2 separate regions of the Homo sapiens genome follow, and region 1 is linked to region 2. Evidence: read pairs that join two places in POLR2A ChIA-PET (ENCODE). Cell type or tissue: OCI-LY7. All regions are shown on one strand. Each heading gives the region's core, and the rest is flanking DNA. Links, peaks and the distances in the headings are about the cores only. Region 1 overlaps CCDC141 (coiled-coil domain containing 141). Region 2 overlaps SESTD1 (SEC14 and spectrin domain containing 1).

Region 1 (10,337 bases), core at 3,372-7,371, 110 kb after region 2:
AGGTTACAGGGAGAAAATGCAGAAATGCAAATCAACCCCATCCTCCAGTCCAGCTTTACCAGTAATAACAGCATATATTCTTATCCTTCCCTCACCCTGATTTCTATTTCTCAGTTGATTCAGAATCTTGAAGAGAAAGGAGTGAGATCAATTGGCACCTTCCAAATTCAAACACGTATTGATCTGTGTTTGAAATGGATGGTGTTCTCATCTTCTATGTATGTAAAGTTCTGGCCTTATTTTGCATGGAGCATTTTGAAGAAGGTGACTGGAACAACATGGGAACAATGCCAGAATTGTGGTCTAGTGGGAATTAGTCAGTGCTTTAATTTCTCTTTTAGGGTTTTGAAAATGGAGAACTTTTTCCACTAAAAAATGAAAATAGTGTTCTCACAACTATGAGGCAGCACAACTTCCTGGTGACTTTCCCTGCCTCGCTTGGCACTTCCTTGTTTATACAGTGTTTCTTTCCCTGGTTCATTTCCAGTGACTAGAAGGGAGCAGTGCAGTGGTCCAAGGGGCTTAAGTTTAAATAGCATTCTTTACATTTGAAAAGTGCCTTGGCCGATTCTGTAAAACATAGTTTTCACAAGTGGATGTGAGACATGTTGATTTAAGAGAGTCTACGGTGTCCATTAAAATAGGCTTCTTCAACATGGAGTTAGGGCACATAATATTCCGGATATCACACATAATTTGTTACCGGTTCAGGTTGAGCAGGAGTTTAGAGTATGACCATAACCAATGAAGTGTTGATGGGAGTTGATTTACCAAAGGGGCAAGAATTCTGGAAGGAGAGAATTTTGTAGGCAGAGACTGAAGAGTAAGAAAATTTAGAAAAGACACTCCTGACCTCGGCCCTGTCCTGGCCCAGGAATCAAGGTTGGACTTCTTAGCAGAGGCTGATGGGCCTTTGAAAAAGATGAGGCACACGCCATACTCCTTTGTTGCTGGAACACCAAATGACACAGAGTGGGCAAAAAAGAGAGGTGTCCTCCATATTTCTGCAAGGAACAGAACCTGGCTTGGTTATAGTGAATACTGTCAACTCTTTTGGCAACTTTGAAAAGACCCAGTACTCAGGAATATTATGGTAGATGAAAGATGGCTACTAATTCTTTGAAATGTCTCCTCCTGAGAAGTGGGATCTATGTCCCTTCCCTTAAAATTGGAGACTCTGTGACTGTTTAGAGTAATATGATGATGCTGTGCCATATTCTGGGCCCCAGCCTCAAGAGACTGGCTGCTTTTACTTCCTGAAACTTGGAATTGTAACTCTGGGAACCCACCCACCTTGTGAGGAAGTCAAACAGCACTGTAGAGAAGCCCATGTTGAGGAGAACTGAGGCTCCCAGGTAACAGCTTTGGCTGAAATCCAACAGTCAATCAACTTCCAGTCATGTGAATGAGCCACCTTGGAAGTAGATTCTCCAGTCCCAGTTGAGCCTCCCAGCTGACTTGCATGGGGCAGAGACAGGCCTTTTCCACTGAGTCCTGCCCAAATTGAGAATCATGAACAAAGTAAATGGTTGCTATTCCAGGCTACTAGAATTTGGGGTGGTGTGTTACACAGCCACAACTGGAACAGAGTGCAAATACAGAAGGAGCACCCTATAGGGACTTTGAAGGCAGTGCTTATAAATGAAAAGGCACAGGCAGAAGAAAACAAGAGTTTTTATGGGAAGACAGTGGATAAGTGGAACTGAGTTTCTCTAACGTGAAAGATGGGGTGATAATCCTAATGATAAATAAAAAGAAAATTCTGAATTTATGAGAGGTTTTCTTTATGAAGAATGAATGAGGACAGATTCAAAGATATGACTATCATAATGTTAGACTGTTTGACCTGCATTCTGATATAGTTTCTTGATAGACAGAAAAATGTTGTAGTTATAATTCAGCACACAGAGATCTACACAAACTATTATGGGTATATTGTGGAAAATAGGGTATTTAGTTCTTCCAGGAAAACCTTGACAGAAAAACTGATATTTGAACTGTCCTGGAGATGAATATGAGTTTTCCAGAACCCATAGACTAATTTAATGGACAAACAATAGATAGGGAGAAAAATATTTGCAATTTACGTGGAAATCAAATGGTTATAATCCTTCATATTGATAAGAAATACAAATAAAATCAATAAAAATGGACTATTTACAAAAGAGAAATACATTTCCAGTAAACATTTAAGAAGATCAACATCAGAATTACCTGAGAAATGAAACAATCATTAAAAAGATACACCATTATTTGCCTAATATACCATTATGAATTCAAAATATCAATAACATCCAATGATGGTAAGAATGCGAGGAAAGACTGGTTGAGACTTTGGACTGACACAACCTTTTGGAAACCGGAAAGCATTCAAATGTAAAATGCATGCATTCTGTGATCTACTAGCTTCACCTCCAGGAAACTATCCTTGGAAATGAAAGCACTCATAGAGATATTGATATAAAGATGCTTTTGCTCTCATATTGACCATGTTTTCACATTTTTTAAAACTTAAGTTCAGAGGTACACGTGCAGGTTTGCTCTTTAGGGAAGCTTGTGTTATGGAGGTTTGTTGTACAGATTATTTCATCATCCAAGTATTCAGCCTAGCACCCTACTAGTTGTTTTTCCTGATCCTCTCATTCCTCCCACCCTCTACCCTCCATTAGGACCCAATGTCTGTTGTTCCCCTCCATGTGTCCATTTCCATCTGTCATCATGTAGCTCCCACTTACAAGTGAGAACACGCAAAATTTGGTTTTCTGTTCCTCCTTTAGTTTGCTAAGGATAATGGCCTCCAGCTCCATCTATGTCACTGCAAAGGACATTATCTCATTCTTTTTTATTGCTGCATAGTATTCCATGGTGTTTATATACCACATTTTCTTTATTCAGTGTACCACTGATGGGCATTTAGGTTGATTCCATGTCTTTGCTATTGTGAATAGTGCCGCAATGAACATATGTGTTTTTAGTAGAACAACTTAACTAGAAACAAAACAATATATAATAACAGGAGAAATAAAGTTTTAAATTAGTAATTTATGCTTTTTTCATACTGTGAAATATTATGCTGAGCCCCAGGCTTCTTACTTGTGACATAGATAAATTCAGAAGTTTAAGCCAGTGTTGGTTGGGCTTTATGTTATTTGTCACTAAAAACATTTCTATTTGAAAGGCCAGGATCATAGCTAGCATTTTTGAAATCATAGGCCTGTAGTCTCCAGCTATTAATTTTCTATTTAGAAGGTAGTCCTTTAAAATATAAACCTACAAACAAAATTTTTTCATGGAAAATAGAACCCATAGTTCTTATTAGTATGACAAAAAGGTTCTAGGTCTGAGATTTAGACAGACAGGACAAAACTCTGACAGTTCAATATAAATGAAAATGACAGAGATAAAGTGGACACAGAATCCATCCATCCCCTACTCCCAGTCTTCAATATGTCTGAGTAAGATTAAATATTAGGATAAAAATATACTTTTGTATTCTGTCCAGAAGGTAACAGATCTTTCTACTCTAGAAAAGACATAAAATTGTCTCTCAGTACCTGTGTGGGATTGGTTCCAGGATCTCTGAAGATATCAAAATTCACTGATGCTCAAGTCCCTTTTATAAAATGGCATAGTATTTGCAATATAAGCTATGCACATCCCCCTTTATACTTTAAATCATCTATAGATGACTTACAATATATAAAATAATGTAAACATTATGCAAATATCATAGCACATTGGTTTCATATTTGTATTAATTTTTGTTATGTTATTTCTTTCTGAATATTTTTATACATGGTTTATCAAATCTGTGGATGTGGATGTGAAGAACCAACTGTCCATATGTATTGGACTTAGCCTAGAATGAGAGCATTTTCTTTTCTTTTGTTTTGGTTTGTCTGTGTGTTTTAAGTCCACTATGACTTCTGCCTGATTAGCCTTAGCCAGAATGCATCTTTTCTAAACTATAGACTTTATAATATATATAATATTATATATTATATATATATATAATATTCTGAGATATATAATAATGTATAAATGTGTAAAACACTAGAGATTTCAAGTGGCATGGCTATGTCATTCTCATGACAAGTTCATCTAGCTATTACTCTTCTGGAGAATAAAGCAAACTTCTGACTCTATGATTAGCCCTGTTCTCCAAATTTTCTGTGTCCTCCATCTCCTTGCTACCATATATTTGAAACTTAGGTCCTTGAGCGAAATTAGAATTTTTGTCTTTTTTACTGGTTCTAGTACCAGGAAAGATGAAATGATCATCCTCCACCCTGTCTCCACTAACTGCAACTATAAACCCAGGTGGAATACATGTATGACAAGGATGATGAAGAGTTAATGCCGGCAGATAGATTAGGGGAAAGGATTAGAAATCCAAATACCACCAAACCAGCAGTGTTTTCATATGTCCTTGCTCTGGTATTTCCCGGTTGAATTCAAAGACAAACTGACACCCTGATATACGTACCAGATGTGGACAGAAAAAGTTCCAGAAAAGCCCTCTCTTTTAGTTGTGAGCAGAGGAAAAAGGATCCAAGGGTCAGAGAGGGAGAGGGAAAATCCCTTGCTTTTGTTTTTTGCTTTTTGTGTTTCTATTGTCTCTGCCTCAGTCCAAGCCACCACCACCCCCATCCCCAAATGGCAGTCGTGATAGTGAAAGTGGAAGCAACCAGGCAGATGCCTAAACCTCCAAGAGAGGGGAAAACTGGCCAGAAGATCAATGGTCCCAGAGCTTGGAATGAATTCACATTGCTTTTTTTCTCTCCCCATCCTTTCTGCTGCTTGGTCCTACAGGTGCCATGAGAGGATGTGCACAGCAGAGTGAGGAACCTAAAGCCCCTGCTTTAATGCCAGAGAACCAGTAAGGGGGGTTTCCAGGGTACAAATTTCAGGCACTGAGTCAAGCCAGTAAAGTGGGAAGACAGAGAAGGTGAGAGAGCAGTCTCACCTTTCAGCTCTATAACTCATATTGTATAGATGGTTCTGTGATTTTTTTTAAAAGTAAGTTTAACTACTCTGTCAGTAGACAGGAAACTCTGAAGAACCACAAGCTCTCAAATTCAGTTTCATAAGACATGTTTTGCACTTTAACAGCCAACTCAAAACCCATCCTAAGTATTTCCGTAGTTGAAACTGGAGAAACCCAAACCACCCAAGGCTATTGCTGACTGCTTTGAGTGCCTGAGATTCTTAGGTTCAGTGATACCATAGGCTATTAAACTTTTATTAACATGTTGAAAAGAAAACACTTTGCTAGTGTGTCATACTTCTTGGAGCAGCAATAAATAGAAATGCATAAGACAAGCCACAAATGTCAGCTGCATATGTAATTTAAATTTTTTGGTACTCCATATATGAATTCTGGAGCATTAAATGTTTACATTACAAAAGAATAAATGTCTCAAATTGATGATCTAAGCTTTTCCCTTAAGGAACTAGAAAAATAAGAGTAAATTAAAGCCAGAGCAAGCAGAATGATGGAAAAAATGAAGATAAAAGCAGAAATCAATGAAATTGAAAATAGTAAACCAACAGGGAAAATCAGTAAGAACAAAAGCTGGTTTTTTGAAATGCTTTCTCAGCCAGACTGAGAAAGGAAAGAAAGAGGGCAAAAATTATTAATATTAGGCGTAAAAGATGGGTATCACTATAAACCCCACAGATATTAAAAGCATAATAAAGGAATACTATGAACAACTCTGTGCACATATTCAACACTTAGATGAAAGAAACCAAACCCTTAAAAATCATAAGCTACGAAAACTACTCAAGAAGAAAAAAAAAAACAAGTGAAAATAATTTAATAATATGTTTAATTTATCCCAATATATATAAATATTATCTCTTAGCATCTAATCTTTATAAATTGAGATAGTTTAGTCTTTTTTATATTAAAACTTCAAAGTCCTGTATACACTTTATACTCATAGCACATCAGAATTTGAACAAGTCATTTTTCAGGTGGCTAGTGGCCCTCTATATTGGGTAATGCAGATTTAGAGAATAAAGAAGACTAAATCTTTTGGGAATGAAAATAGTTCATTTTTTTAGCCCAGGAAAAGCCTGCTTACCAAACTAATGCATACAGAGCCTGAAAACGAAAATTGTGAGATGAGATTTATTTCAAGGATAAGAAAAGAAAGAAAACCAGGCCAAATTATTTCTAGTAGCAAATGTTTGAAGGCAATTAATAAAGCAGTATTATTAGACACTGTCATAGGATGAGTAGGAATATTTTTCCTAATGTCATATTTTCAAAAATAGGTATGTGTGTAAATTTATTTGTATATGTATGTAGTAACTATTCCAATTATTTTACTTAGAAAAGTAATTTCTTTAAAATGAATGAATTATATAAGCATTTTGCAACAATGAAATGAAAATATACTAATCCAGTTTGAAAGGCTAGCAGTAAAAGACAGTAATTAAATGGTGAATTGTCTGTTTACAAATTCTGGGAGCATTAATGCACATTTCACTAATAATATTATATGTAATTAATTTGTTGTTCAGTGTTCATCCATTGCTCAAATATTGCTCAGTGGATTTTTTATGGTTATGTTTCTTAATGATAACAACACGGGAGGCCAAATGCAATTCAGATTCTAAAAATAGCTAAAAGGATTTTGTTAATATGCCATAGTTAGTTTTGCTTAATGTTGGTTAACGGGTCATTAAAGATTGTGTATTTTGTTACTTGAGTGACGAATGCATAATACAAAGCAAGAATTTGCTTTCTGTTAGCATATTTGGAAAATGAATTAACTTAAAAATTGTTTTTGGTATTAATTTATTTATAAATATTTCACATATGACTAATTTTCATTTGTGGTTGTAGATGACAGCCTAAGTTCTGAATAACAAGCAAAGGGGGAGATATATATGTTATTTAAGAATATGATCTCTAATAACTTCAGTGTTCTATCAGTGTTTATAGCCATTTAATGTATTGTGCTTAGAGAAGAGAGAATCATGCTCTGGATATTACATATACAAATGGGATAAAGATTTAAATCTCTGGTAAAGCCTGTTCTCCAGGACTAAGCAAGACACCTGGAAAAAGTATTGGATAATTAATCAAGATTAGAAAGACAAAAAATTATAAATTGTGGATTTTCTTTTTCTTCCAAGAACAGAAAACTTTCTATATCACCTGAGACTTAGAACTGGCCTGCAAAAAGGGTTAGTTAAGCACAGGGATATCAAACAACATTTTCAACCCTGAAATTTCCATCATAACCCATTTATTAGTTATTGTAAGTGATTCCTTTTAATAAATCATGTTTATACTTCTAACCAAAAATCCCAGCTAAGCTTGCAAATAGGATTTTGTTGTAATTCCTAGAATGTTCATGATTAACTTATGGATCCAATATGTAACTATGGGACACCCTCTGTGTATCCAGCTCAGAGTTGGTACACAAAGGATTGTGGATATGAAATATTGCAAAATAAAGTTTTTACCCCCTTGAAAAACTTATAGAAGCAATAATGGTTACTATCTATGAATCATCTACTATATGCCAGTCATTGTATTAGATGCATTAGATATTTAATCTTTAAATTAACCTTGTGAGATAGGAAATATTTTCATTTCACAGATGATTAAACAAATTCAGAAGTGGCTATGCCCAAGTCCCACAATGGCCTACAATACTATTAGTCATTGCTACTCTAACTTATTTAAAGAGGTATTATTAATATTTAAAATACAATCATGGCAAGATAATATATGGAAGACTATATACAAAATGCTGACAGATGGCTCATAGTCATCAGCCCAAGAGAGGGAAGTATTTATTTGGATCTCAAAAGAAGTGATGGGTAAAGATTAGGAATCAGACTGGCATTCCAGATTAGAGTACAGGATTAGCAAATATCCTGAGATATTTGGCTGAGACAAATATAAGCAAAATACACATGGGGCACATGAAGATCTCTGTCAGCAAATATGAGATGAGGCTACATTGTTATGGAGAATAGGGGCTGGGGCTGAATGGCAGTACCCACCGGGCTACACAGTTAGATTTGATTGTGGCCAAGAGTGGGTTTTTAAAGCGGGGGTAGATTTAACAAAATAGAGTTTTACGAAGGTTGCCTTTATAACTATATGTGGGATGGACTTGAATGGGAAATTTGGGGAGTTAAAATAAGTATTTGGAGACTATTAATAGACGTTGGAATTTAGACTGGGGTTTTGAGTGAGAGTGAACAGGATAAAATTTTAAAGGTTTTGTTATAGCAACATAGTATATTTCTATAATATATTTTGATAAAGTAATGAATTATAAAGAATATATTTTAGAATCAATAATTTTACATAGATAGTGAGGGAAAAGTTGAAGATAATCCCAAACCTTAAATCCTATAGGATAAGAAAAACAGATATCCCACTGGTATTATTACATGATTGCCAAAGGGTACCATTTTGAATCAGAATGTCCTTTATATTGGCAGATTGGAGGTCACTGACATAATTTGCTAAAATAGTTTCAGGGGAGCAGTGGTGCTGGATCCAAAGTTGCAATTGTTTAATGAACAAATGTAAAGAGAAAAATCTGCAGTAGTAAGGGTAAACTGTTGTTCCACTGAAGCAAATGGAAGATGCTGACTGCGAAGCTTTTGTTAGTATGGGAGAGATGAGGGTTCAGGAAATGAGCAGACTGCACTTATAAAGTATAGTGTGAGTGTTAGTGAAGAGTTCATTTGCTATGAATCTGAATTTCCATGAGATACAGTTGTGAAGTTTGGAAGGAAGGGAAGCAGTGATAGGAAGATTATAAAGCAGACAGATGACCAGTTCTTAGGTGAACAAAAACAGGAGGAATGTAAGGCAAGGTGGAGTTACCAGCCTTGTAATGCCCAGTGCTCATAGTGGAATTGATCTCATGGTATCCTGGGTGGGAAGTCTGGGATGGTGACTTCTTGATCCAGTATTCTCAGTCTGATGACTGTTTCTAGGCAGTTCAGGAAACCATGAGAGGAAAGGAGGTGAAAATGAACAATCTTATCTTGCATGTTCTCACCTATAAGTGGGAGCTAAACATTGAGTACACATGGATGCAAAGAAGGGAACAACAAACACCAGGGCTAATTTTGGGTGAACAATGGGATGAGGGTGTATTAGCTAGTTTTCACGCTGTTGATAAAGACATACCAAGACTGGGCAGTTTACAAAAGAAAGAGGTTTAATGGACTTACTGTTCCACATGGTTGGGGAGGCCTCACAATCATGGTGGAAGGCAAGGAGGAACAAGTCACATCTTACATGGATGGCAGCAGACAGAGAGAGAGCTTGTGCAGGGAAACTTTTTTTTTTTTTTTTTTTTTTTTTTTTTTTTTTTGAGAGTAAGAGTCTCACTCTGTTGCCCAGGCTGGAGTGCAATGGCACGATCTTGGCTCACTGCGACCTCCACCTCCCGGGTTCATGCCATTCTCCTGCCTCAGCCTCCCAAGTAGCTGGGACTACAGGCACCCGCCACCATGCCCAGCTATTTTTTTTGTATTTTTAGTAGAGACAGGGTTTCACCGTGTTAGCCAGGATGGTCTTGATCTCCTGACCTTGTGATCCGCCCGCCTCAGCCTCCCAAAATGCTGGGATTACAGGCGTGAGCCACCATGCCTGGCCGGAAACTCTCATTTTTAAAAGCATCCAATCTCATGAGACTCATTCACTATCATGAGAACAGTGCAGGAAAGACCTGCCTTCATAATGCAATCACTTCCCACTGGGTTCCTCCCATGACGTGTGGGAATTGTGGGTGTTACAATTCAAGATAAGATTTGGGTGGGGACACAGCAAATCATGTCATTTCACCCTGGCCCCTAGCAAATCTCATGTCCTCACATTTCAAAACCAATCATGCCTTCCCAACAGTCCCCCAAAGTCTTAACTCATTTCAGTATTAACTCAAAAGTCCACAGTCCAACGTCTCATCTGAGGTGGGGCAAGTCCCTTCACACCTATGGCCTGTAAAATCAAAAGCAATTTAGTTATTTCCTAGATACAATGAAGGTACAGGCATTGGGCAAATACAGCCATTCCAAATGGGAGAAATTGGCCAAAACAAAGGGGCTATAGGCCCCATGCAAGTCCAAAATCCAGCAGGGCAGTCAAATCTTAAAGCTCCATAATAATCTCCTTTGACTCTATGTCTCACCTCCAGGTCATGCTGATGCAAAAGGTGGGTTCCCATGGTCTTTGGCAGCTCCACCCCTGTGGCTTTGCAGGGTTCAGCCTCCCTCCTGGCTGCTTTCATGAGCTGGCATTGTGCGTCTGTGGCTTTTCCAGGTGCGCAGTGCAAGCTGTCAGTGGATCT
Region 2 (10,337 bases), core at 2,518-6,517:
AGTTTACAAAGGAATCTACATCATTATTAGATGAACTTGCTTTGATTAACAATGGAAGTGATAAAGGAAATCAGCAAGAGAAAGAAAGGTAGGTGGCTAGTGGCATGCAATTATATCCTTGCAAAACTATAATTATTCTGATAAAAGATATCTCTATTGTTAATGCAAGCTAAAAGAACTACAGTAAACAAAGTCTTCATTCAATCAAAATTGACGTACAATATTCGTGAGAATTTGAATTTGCTTTACATGTAAAATGTATTGGTTTGAATCAGAGTTTCTTCACAAAAGCCTTTTTTTTTTTTTTTTTTTTTTTTTTTTTTTTGAGACGGAGTCTTGCTCTGTCACCCAGGCTGGAGTGCAGTGGCGCTATCTCGGCTTACTGCAAGCTCCGCCTCCTGGGTTCCCGCCATTCTCCTGCCTCAGCATCTCCAGTAGCTGGGACTACAGGCGCCCGCCACCTCGCCCGGCTAATTTTTTGTATTTTTAATAAAGACGGCGTTTCACCATGTTACCCAGAATGGTCTCGATCTCCTGACCTCGTGATCTGCCCGTCTCGGCCTCCCAAAGTGCTGGGATTACAGACGTGAGCCACCGCACCCGGCCCATTTTTAAATTAATAGTAATGTATTTACTTTTTTCTGACACTATGTAAAATGTTTCAAGAACGTGTTTTCAAAAGAAACACTTTTCTACCTTTTTAGAGTTATCTTCTTTCCTGGTTAAGAATATGAAAAAAGTTGCAGTTTGAAATACAATTATTATAACCTTATTTGAATACATTAGCACTTAAATGTCTAGCTTATAGAACTTTTTCTGCTCTTGTAAAATATGTGATATTCATGAATTCAAATTGGGGAATTTAGTGTTTTATGATATGCAATGAAGTAATAGTTGAGTGGTATTATCTGAATGTAACTACCTAGATTTATCATGTTAACAGATTTCCCTTGAACTTTACAACCTTGTCAGCTTTCACTTTTCTGTTGGTAGAGCAAGTCCTCCTCCTCAGATAAAAAGCACTTTAGCAAGCAAATTAACTATTCAGGCCACTTGATTATTACTGGTCACTAAAACAGTAATTTTTCATTAGGAAATGTGAAAGAATCCTGGTGTTCCCTGTCATCCGATCTGTCTCCTTTGAATCTGACCTTGAAGATACAGTGGAACCTTAATAAAATGCTTGTTGTTATTCCTTGAATCCAAATATAGTCACATATCAAGTTTTCAAGTGTAAGATCATAGTTTTAACACAAAATCTTGATTAAAACAAAGTCAAACTGTGAAAACAAACGGTTTGAATGTAAATCTGATTAAAGTCACAAGCAGTTAGGAATGTTTCCATCCTACAGATGCCGTATAAAAATGTAAAATTATGAAATTTTGTATATGTATATAAATATGTGATTGTGTGTCTGTAGATATCACACACATATATGCTGTGGTTTAGGAAGTGAAAATATCATGAGTTACTTGATGAAAATTAGCTGGACTTGTTTTCTGAATAGTCCATCCGAGTAAGTTTGATGTTTCTTAGTTATATTCCTTGGGAAAGACATCCCATGTTGGTGACTATAGAAAATGAGTCCATGATCAAAGAGTTTGATGCTGTTGACTGTATTTCCCTCTTTGAGAATGACTGTGAATATTGCAGATTAAAGGTTCTGAAGAAGCAGTGCAGCAAAGAAACCTATTTAATTGCTTCCTTAAAACATATCTTGTTCAGGCTGGGCGCGGTGGCTCATGCCTGTAATCCCAGCACTTTAGGAGGACAAGGCGGGTGGATCACAAGGTCAGGAGATCAAGACCATCCTGGCCAACATGGTGAAACCCCATCTCTACTAAAAATACAAACATTAGCCAGGCGTGGTGGCACGCACCTGTAGTCCCAGCTACTCAGGGGGCTGAGGCAGGAGAATCCCTTGAGCCTGGGAGGCGGAGGTTGTAGTGAGTCGAGATCACGCCACTGCACTCTAGCCTGGGTGACAGAGCGAGACTCCGTCTCAAAAAAAAAAAAAACAAAAAAACAAACATATCTTGTTCAGTGTTTTGGGAAACACTTTGGGAAGTCCTGGTTTCCATGACTACATGAAATATCAAAATCTTATATTTGCCAGTTCCTCCTCAAGGAACTGACGTGTTATTGCTTAGTTTCCTTTAAACCCCAGATCCCAGATAATAGAGTCCCTCCTCTTGCAAATTTTTATCAGCTGTCTGTTTTTTTTTTCAACCTTCTTTATGTCAATCCTCAGGAAGCATCTGAGGGCCTAGATCCATTGACAAAAAGTGAAAAATTTAGCATGAGACCAGTCAGTTAGAGCAGCAAGGTCATTGTCCCCTTTCTTTCCTTCATCTTTTCTTTCCTGTATGTGTTTAGGAAAATAAAGGCAGATGTCCAGCTGCACAAGAAGTATGATTAGGGAAGAGAGTACAACTGCTAGGACACACACACACACACACACACACACACACACACACACCCCTGGAATATAAGACAGAATATTCACAGCTATCAAAGATTGCTGTAGGTAAATAAAGTTTTGTCTGGAGGATGGCTGCATGCATTTTTTAATGTTACATTTCTGGGTTACTATATGACAAACTTCATTTTGAAACAAATACTCATTGGATAAATACTAAATGGACTTCTTTGATATATTTGAAATAATATTATGACTAAAAACAGTAAACTATATTTTTCCAAGTAGTTATTTTATGATTTATTACGTTGGTATTTCTCTGGCTACTAGTATTTACTTTTCCTAATGGGCTTCCTTATGCTTGAGAGAAGTTAGCATGGTAGGATGGTATGCTTCAGATTTTCATACTTTTGTGCCCCTGTTCTGTTTTTTTATATGTAAAGGAATTTTTAAAGTTACATTGATAGAAATATGCCTTTTGAAAATTACTCCTTTGGTGTTTTCCAGGTCTGTGGATTTAAACTTTCTTCCATCGGTTGATCCTGAAACAGTTCTTCAGACAGGTAAGATTTAAAAAATATTTGTGATAATAATCCAGTAAACCAATTGGATTGATTCGTTCATTAAATAAACATGAATTCAGCATGAATGTGGTACATGTGGAAGGAACTCAAGGGGAAATTTTTGAGGACCAGGGACTGGTTTTGTGGAAGACAGTTTTTCTGTGGACTGGGTGAGGGATGGTTTCAGAATAAAACTGTTCCACCTCAGATCATCAGGCATTAGGTTCTTATAAGGAGCACACAACCTGGATCCCTCGCGTGCATAGTTCACAATAGAGTTTGTGCTCCTATGAGAATCTGGTGCCGCCACTGATCTGACAGGTGGCAGAACTCAGGTAGTAATGCTTGCTGGCCTGCCGCTCACCTCCTGCTCTGTGGCCCAGGGTGGGGGTGGGGGGAACCGCAGCTTTATAATATTTTTAAAAATTAATAATAATCTCTCTCTTAATTTGGATTTAATTTATTATCTATAAAATGAAGATGAAAATTTTTATTTCACTGGGTTGCTATGAGAATTATTGAACACTCCTTATGTGCCAGACATTGTGTTTATGTATTTTTATTTTTCATTCTCCTAACAAGCCTTTGAGATAATTAGTATTATTTTATCTATTTTGTACTGCAGGAAGCCAAAATGACTTGCCGAAGATCAAGTAACTATTAAGCTCTCTCTCCATAGCTAAATCCAAAGCCAAAGCTCTACTGTTTTATAATCATCGATGTAAAAACACTTATCACCTTGCAAAGCCTTGCACATAGTGCAAGCACATAGTGCTGCCTGATATGTATATTCCAACCCAAATATCTCTAGTAGCAGTTTCACAAACTCTAAGAGAATCAAATTGTAATTTTTTCCAATTGAAATACCTCAATTTTATTTCTGATCTTTTTTTTAATAATAGCTCATAATTCTAATCCTACTGTGTGCCACATACTGTCTGAGCACTTTACATATGTTAACTCATTTCAGTCCTGTGAAATAGATACTATTGTCATTCCAATTTTAAGATGGGAAAGCTGAAGCATAAAAACGTTAAGTAACTTATATAGGTTACACAGCTAGTAAATGCTGGAGCTGGGACTTGAACCTAGGCAGTTTGATTTCAAGGCATGCTCTTTGAAATCATTATGCTATGCTGCTTCTCTAATGAAAATGATATCGACAAGAAAAATAATCAAGGGTGACAATTGTCAAAGTAGAAAAAAATAAATGTATTCTGATATTCATAGCTTTTATGAATATATATAAAAAGACTTTGCACAAACCTTTAAAACAATTATTTTTCCAATTATAAAATGTAATAAATAATAAAGAAGTAAATTCTGAATATATTTGTTGTATTGATTCAGGTGTCCTAAGTTCTTCCAGTATGATATACAGCTTATTTTGTTAGAGAACAAAGAAATACTTGTAATCTCTGAATTATTATATATTTAGCAGGTACAATAGACTGTCAGTAAAAATACTGCTCTAGATTTAAAACTTAATTCCATATATATGTTTAGCAGCTTGAAAGCTTTTTATTTTAATTCATTGAATTAAGAAGCTTTTACAATTTCTATTGTAAATTTAATTTTATATGCTACTAGGTCCTATTTTATATGCTATTAACTTTTAAAGTAAGTATTGAAAGAGAGTATAAAACAAAAAGGTTTAGAACAATCATGGGTACTTTTAGAAATTAGAAATACCTCCAAACCATAATAAAAGTTCAGTTGCTATATATTGAAAGCCATTTAAATTTAAGATATTATTCTAAATAAGGAAGAGAATTTAAATATGTGTATTGTTTTGATGCCTGAATATTAGTCACAAAAACAATTTTTACCTTATTTACTTTTAAAATTATTTAATATCTACAGCTTTAGTTGTTGCACATTCTACAATTGTAGTTTCTCATGTATGAGTGGATTTTCTACATGAGTTTGCTGTAATTGAGTCACATTCATTGCAGTTCTAACACTAGTATGGCCCGTTATTATTCACAGTTAATATATTGTGAAGATTCTTATAAATAGAGATTATATAAATATTATTTTGTACTTGTAATAAAAACTTTTCTCCCTTTAATCATTCATTTATTATACTGTCACCTTTTTTTTAAATGCTGTGATTGAGAATATGGATTAATACTGAAATCCTACAACATATTACTTGGATTAGTACCATCAGACAGAAATCCCACAGTATAATTTTGCTCTACAGGGAAATAGGATTGTTTGGCACAGTATCCTGAGTAATGAATTCACCAATAACAAAAATGTGATTGATAAAAAAAAATATAAACCGTATGTATGCCATATTTAATATGTAGTATAGTATTTCTAAGGTGCGTATATTTATGATATATGATATAGCATTTTAATATACTATCTAGTTTACATAATATATATGTACACACACATACACACATATATATATTAATATGTACAGTTTTCCTACTTATTGTGATACATACATTTTTAAATTCCATTTATAACCTGGTAGATATGTAGGTAGATAGGTTTTAAAAACAAGGGACTAGAATTGGGAATATTGAGAAGTGAGAATTACATTTCTTTACAGATATTAATTTCAAGTATCTTTTATTTGTAAAGGGCATGAATTGTTGTCCGAATTACAGCAGCGTCGATTTAATGGCTCAGACGGAGGGGTTTCATGGTCTCCTATGGATGATGAACTTCTTGCACAGCCACAGGTTATGAAATTATTAGATTCACTCCGAGAGCAATATACCCGCTACCAGGAAGTTTGTAGGCAACGTAGCAAGCGCACACAGTTAGAAGAGATTCAACAGAAGGTAATGCAGGTAGGTGTCTGATTTGAATATATTTAACTCTTTTTAATTCCTTATAATTTCTACTATGTGACTGACTATTAAGTCTTATATACACTATATAGAAAACCTTAGAACACATCAAACTGGATTCTAAAACTTTTAAATTATGTATTGTTTTACAAATAGTATTTGAATTAAAAGTTATGTTATTTTCACAGTGATGACATTGAGCATTCAGCTTAGTGTAACAATGAACTTCAAAAATAACTGGTTCTTGGAAACGTCATCAGTGGTCTCAGTGTATTCTTGCAATAAATAACATTTCATTATTGATACTTGATTTATTCTTAATTTCTAATAACTTAGTTTTTTGGTTAATTTAGGTATTACAAAGAGTATTTCTATCCTAACAAAATAACACATGTAATGCAAATGATTCTAATATCAAATTTTTTATAATATTGATAGAAAATATTAAATGTATTTAGTTATTAGGAATTTTAATTTCTTTTAAACTTTATTTTTATAAGAAAAGTAGGCTAAAATACTAAAGGGAGACATTTCTGTTATTTAGATTACACTCTGGATTTTTATGTTGAATAATTAAGAAAATAAATCTTCGAATATTTTATTTAAAAATGCAAACTGGAAACGTCCTAGTTTTTAAATCTAGGTTCATTTACTCATTAGATAAACATTTATTAAGTGATTCCTCTGTGGAAGGCATTGTGCTAGGTTTTTTACAGGATATAAAGGTAGACTTGGTTTTTACTATCAATAAGTTTAGGGAGAGAAAGTGTTAAGGGTCACAAGGACATGACTGAGAGGTTATGGGCAATTATAGGATGGATTATTTCTCTAGCTTCAGGTAATCTGGGAAGACTTAGTGGGGGAAGTAGCATTTGAGATTGTCCTCCCAGAATGTATCTGATTTCACCAGGCAGTGATAGGTTTTGAAAGAACTGGCATTTTGTGGAGGATGAAGAGTAGCATGGTAAATCATAGCAGCGTAGAATCCCAAGTTCTGTTGAGGAAAAAGGAAGCAGTAGGCACAGTGGGAAGTGGATGGCCTTTTTGAGTCATAGAGCATGATCCCAATCCCAGTTTCTTCACTTAGCTGTGTGACCATTCACGATACTTCACCCCTGAGCCTCGCTTGAACTGTCTTCTTTCTTTCCTCTTTTCCTCTCTTTCTTTCCCTCTCTGCCTTCTTTGCTTAATTGAAACAGGAATAATAATACCCCTTTTGAAAGGCTAGTGTTTGGAAAGAACCCAGCTCTCAATCAGTGGTAGTTATTATATGTATTTCTTTTGAACTAGACTCTACTCTAGAGGTCTAGTGTAGTTGCTGGCAAACTTCTGTAAAATTCCAGACATTTAGACTTTGTGGACCATACGGTCTTTCTTGCAGCTGTGGCTGCTTAACTCTTCCATTATAGTACAAGAGCAGATATAGACATTGTATAAACCAATATGTGTGGCCATTCTCCAATAAACTTTTATTTATTATACAAAAACAGGTGGTGGGCCAGAATTGGCCTGCACAATTGATCTAGTTCGTGGCTTCTCAAATTAGAGCATCAAGATGTCATGGGAAAAAAAGATTTGAAAGGAAGGAAGGAAGGAGTTGGATCATGGAAGATGTTGAATTTCAGGCAAAAGGATTTAGAATTTATTCCATGATAACCACATATAAACTGGAGATTTCTGAGCATACGTTAATTGTATGTGGCTTTTTCCATGGACTTCATTCATAAGTTAAAGGGTTTGTTTTAAATTCAGGTAAGTTTTAGCCCATTAGCTTATCTTAGAAAACCACTAAGATAGAGTAGCAGAGCAGTACAAAAATCATATTCTGAACCCAAATAATCTGAATCTACCCTCTTCTACCACTTCCAAGCTGCTTGACCTTGGGGAAAAGGAAGGTCCTTATGTCATAGTCTCCTCTTCAGTAAGCAAAGGATAACAACAGTAACCGCAACAACAATAATACCTACTTAATAGGACTGTTACAAGAATTAAAGAAGGTAATTTTTATAAAATATTTAGTGTCTGGCACATAATGAGTCTTCTATTAATAACATCTATTAGTTCATCCATTCAAAAAAAAAAAAATGTCTACAATAGTATGACATTGTCCTAGGCTCAGCAATGTCATGATGAGTAAAAATAGGGTTCTTGCTTCATGGGAGATAATTACATGATGACACAAACAGCTGTGAAATTGCAGCTATGCCAGGTGCCAACAAGGAGAGTGATGGGAGTAGGATTAGGATGAGTAAGAAGATATTAGAGACGAATCATATTTCTGACTTGTAAGACTTGGTGTCCTAGTTTGCAAGATAATGGTGTTGCCCACCTAGGGAACATTGGGCAAGATTTGGATATTACTGTGGATGCAAAATAGTGTGGAGAATCATGAGTTTGGTTTCAGACTTGTTAAGTTTGAGGTGACTGTGACTTCTAAGAGAATATGTAGAAGGGTAGTCCACAACAGGTCCAGACTTCGAAGTCTGGGCTGGGGTATATTTGTTTGTCATCTGTGCGTGAATGGTAATTAAAAGCATTGATGTGATTGAAAATTGTCCGAAGAGAAAGTTGAGAGAGGTAAGAAGAGTGCTTTAAACTGAACTTTGAGAAACTCTGACATTTCATGGCAAGGTAGAGGAGCATACACCTGAAAAGAAGGCAGTGAAGGACTGGCCAGAGATGAGAAAGTGTGAAGAGTTCTTTGTCATGGAAACCAAGGGAAGAAAGCATTTCAGGGAAGGAGTTATAACCCTGTCAAACGCTGTTGTAAGGTTGAGTAAAAGGACTTAAAATGTCTGTTAGAAAGCACAAGATTGAGGTCACTGGTGACCACAGGGCATGGAGTGGCAAGGCCAAGAGCAACAGTGGAGTGAATTCAGGAATGAAAGGGAGGTGTGGTGAAGGAAGCAATGAGTATAGACAAGTCGTTGATAACTGTCTCTGAAGGAAAGATGAGAAATAGAGTAATGGCTATAAGTGGTGGAAGAGGGGTTGTATTGCTTTGCGAGGGCTGCCGTAGCAAACAGACTAAGTGATTTAACAACAGAAATTTATTTTCTTGCAGTTCTGAGATCAGGATGTCAGCAGGATTGGTTCCTTTGAGGGCCGTGAGGGAATGCTCTGTTCCAGCCTCTCTCCTTGACTTGACGATGGCCATCTTCTGCCTGTCTTCACATTGTCTTCTCTCTGTATGTGTCTGTGTCCAGATTTCCTCTCCTTATAAGGATACCAGTCATATATTTAGATTGGGCCCACCCTAAAGACCTTATTTTAGGTTAATTACCTCTTTAAAGACTGTCTCCTAATAAATATTGTTAGAATCTGAGGTACTGTGGGTCAGTACTTCAACAGATGTATTTTTGAGGGGAGGGACACAGTTCAGCCTATAGGAGGGGTAAGGATAGTTGTTCTTTCTTTTCATGATATGAAAAACTTTAAAGATTGCTTGAAAGTGTTGAGGGGGAGAGGTTGAATACACAAGAGAGAAGGAATAATTAATACTATCGAGTTCCCAACAAGGTGGACGTAAACGGAATCAAAGCACAATAGAAGGGATTCGCTTTAGAATGTAAGAGCGAGAGCTCCTTCTGTGTCGCAGGAAGGATGGCTAGGATTACCATAGGACCATGAGGTTCCTCTGGCCAGTAACAGACCAGTTACACAGACAGCAGGAATACAGCAAAGTTAATTATTGCAGGGCACCGAGCAAGGAAATGGGAGGAGACCCTCAAATCCATCTCTTCGAGGAGTTCTGAGCTGGAGTTTTTAAGGGGATCATGTAGGGTAAGGGGCTGGAAAATTGGGGTTGTTGATTGGTTGAGGCAAGGGAGATGAAGTCAGCAGGATGTGGAAACTGCATCATTGGTGAGTCGGTGTCTTGTGGGGCCCCTCAGACCAGGTGAGTCAGTGGGGTCCTTCAAACCAACTGGCACAGTAGTTTTGTCAGTATGCAGGACCTGAAGGAATGTCTCAAAGTGAAAACTTAACGATTCATAATGTTTAGGTTGTTATCTATAGAACAGTTAAGGGGAACTATAATCTTGAAACAGGGTCCATGATTCTAGGTCAATAGGCACCAAACAACTATGAGGAAGCAGGTGAAACTGATCTGACCTAACAATTAATGTTCAACATGCTGCAAGCTTGGTATATTTTCATTTCTCCCCCTTCTTTCTTCCCTGATTAATTTTATAAAGTTTATAGGGGCGGTTTTAGATGAGTCCAGAGGTGCTCTGTATGTAAATCAGGCATCAGGAAGTTTGAAGGAGTCACTGTGTGATGTGTCTTTTTTTCATAAAGAGGAAAAGGCCATCTGCTTGATGGTACAAATTGCAGGGGTGATGGTTAAAGAGGATCAGTGGTTTGAATAGAGTGGAGGTGATTAAACATTTTCTTTGTGGGGAATCGAAGAGTGAAATTATCACTGTCAACCTAAATAACAGTGAGGGGCTCTTTAAAAGGAAGATATTATTTGTTTTAGAGAATAGAACATTACAATGGGAATATGCATGTCATGGTAAGCTGTGTGCATATTCAGAGAGGTA

The links. Peaks named below come from ENCODE experiments on the same cell type or tissue, not always from the same donor. Only the 100,000 strongest peaks of a DNase experiment are listed, where the experiment ranks them.
Region 1: POLR2A ChIA-PET joins it to region 2 with 6 read pairs; 2 of 35 experiments call an interaction of 5 or more read pairs at or near these places.

Annotation. Positions count from the first base shown.
Region 1 is chr2:179,026,672-179,037,008 of GRCh38, reverse strand. The region is part of intron 2 of CCDC141 (coiled-coil domain containing 141); the gene reads left to right. Among named protein-coding and RNA genes, the nearest start is that of CCDC141, 18 kb to the left of the region's middle. RefSeq lists enhancers at 4,629-4,708, 4,889-4,968. In OCI-LY7, for the core only: no CTCF peak of the experiment used is centred there; a DNase peak (open chromatin) is centred at 5,098; H3K4me3 peaks cover 1,798 bases; H3K27ac peaks cover 1,569 bases.
Region 2 is chr2:179,139,048-179,149,384 of GRCh38, reverse strand. SESTD1 (SEC14 and spectrin domain containing 1) reads left to right here. Exons shown (of 18, transcript NM_178123.5): 7 at 1-88; 8 at 2,928-2,983; 9 at 5,582-5,793. Among named protein-coding and RNA genes, the nearest start is that of CCDC141, 94 kb to the right of the region's middle. RefSeq lists an enhancer at 7,976-8,145. In OCI-LY7, for the core only: no CTCF peak of the experiment used is centred there; no DNase peak of the experiment used is centred there.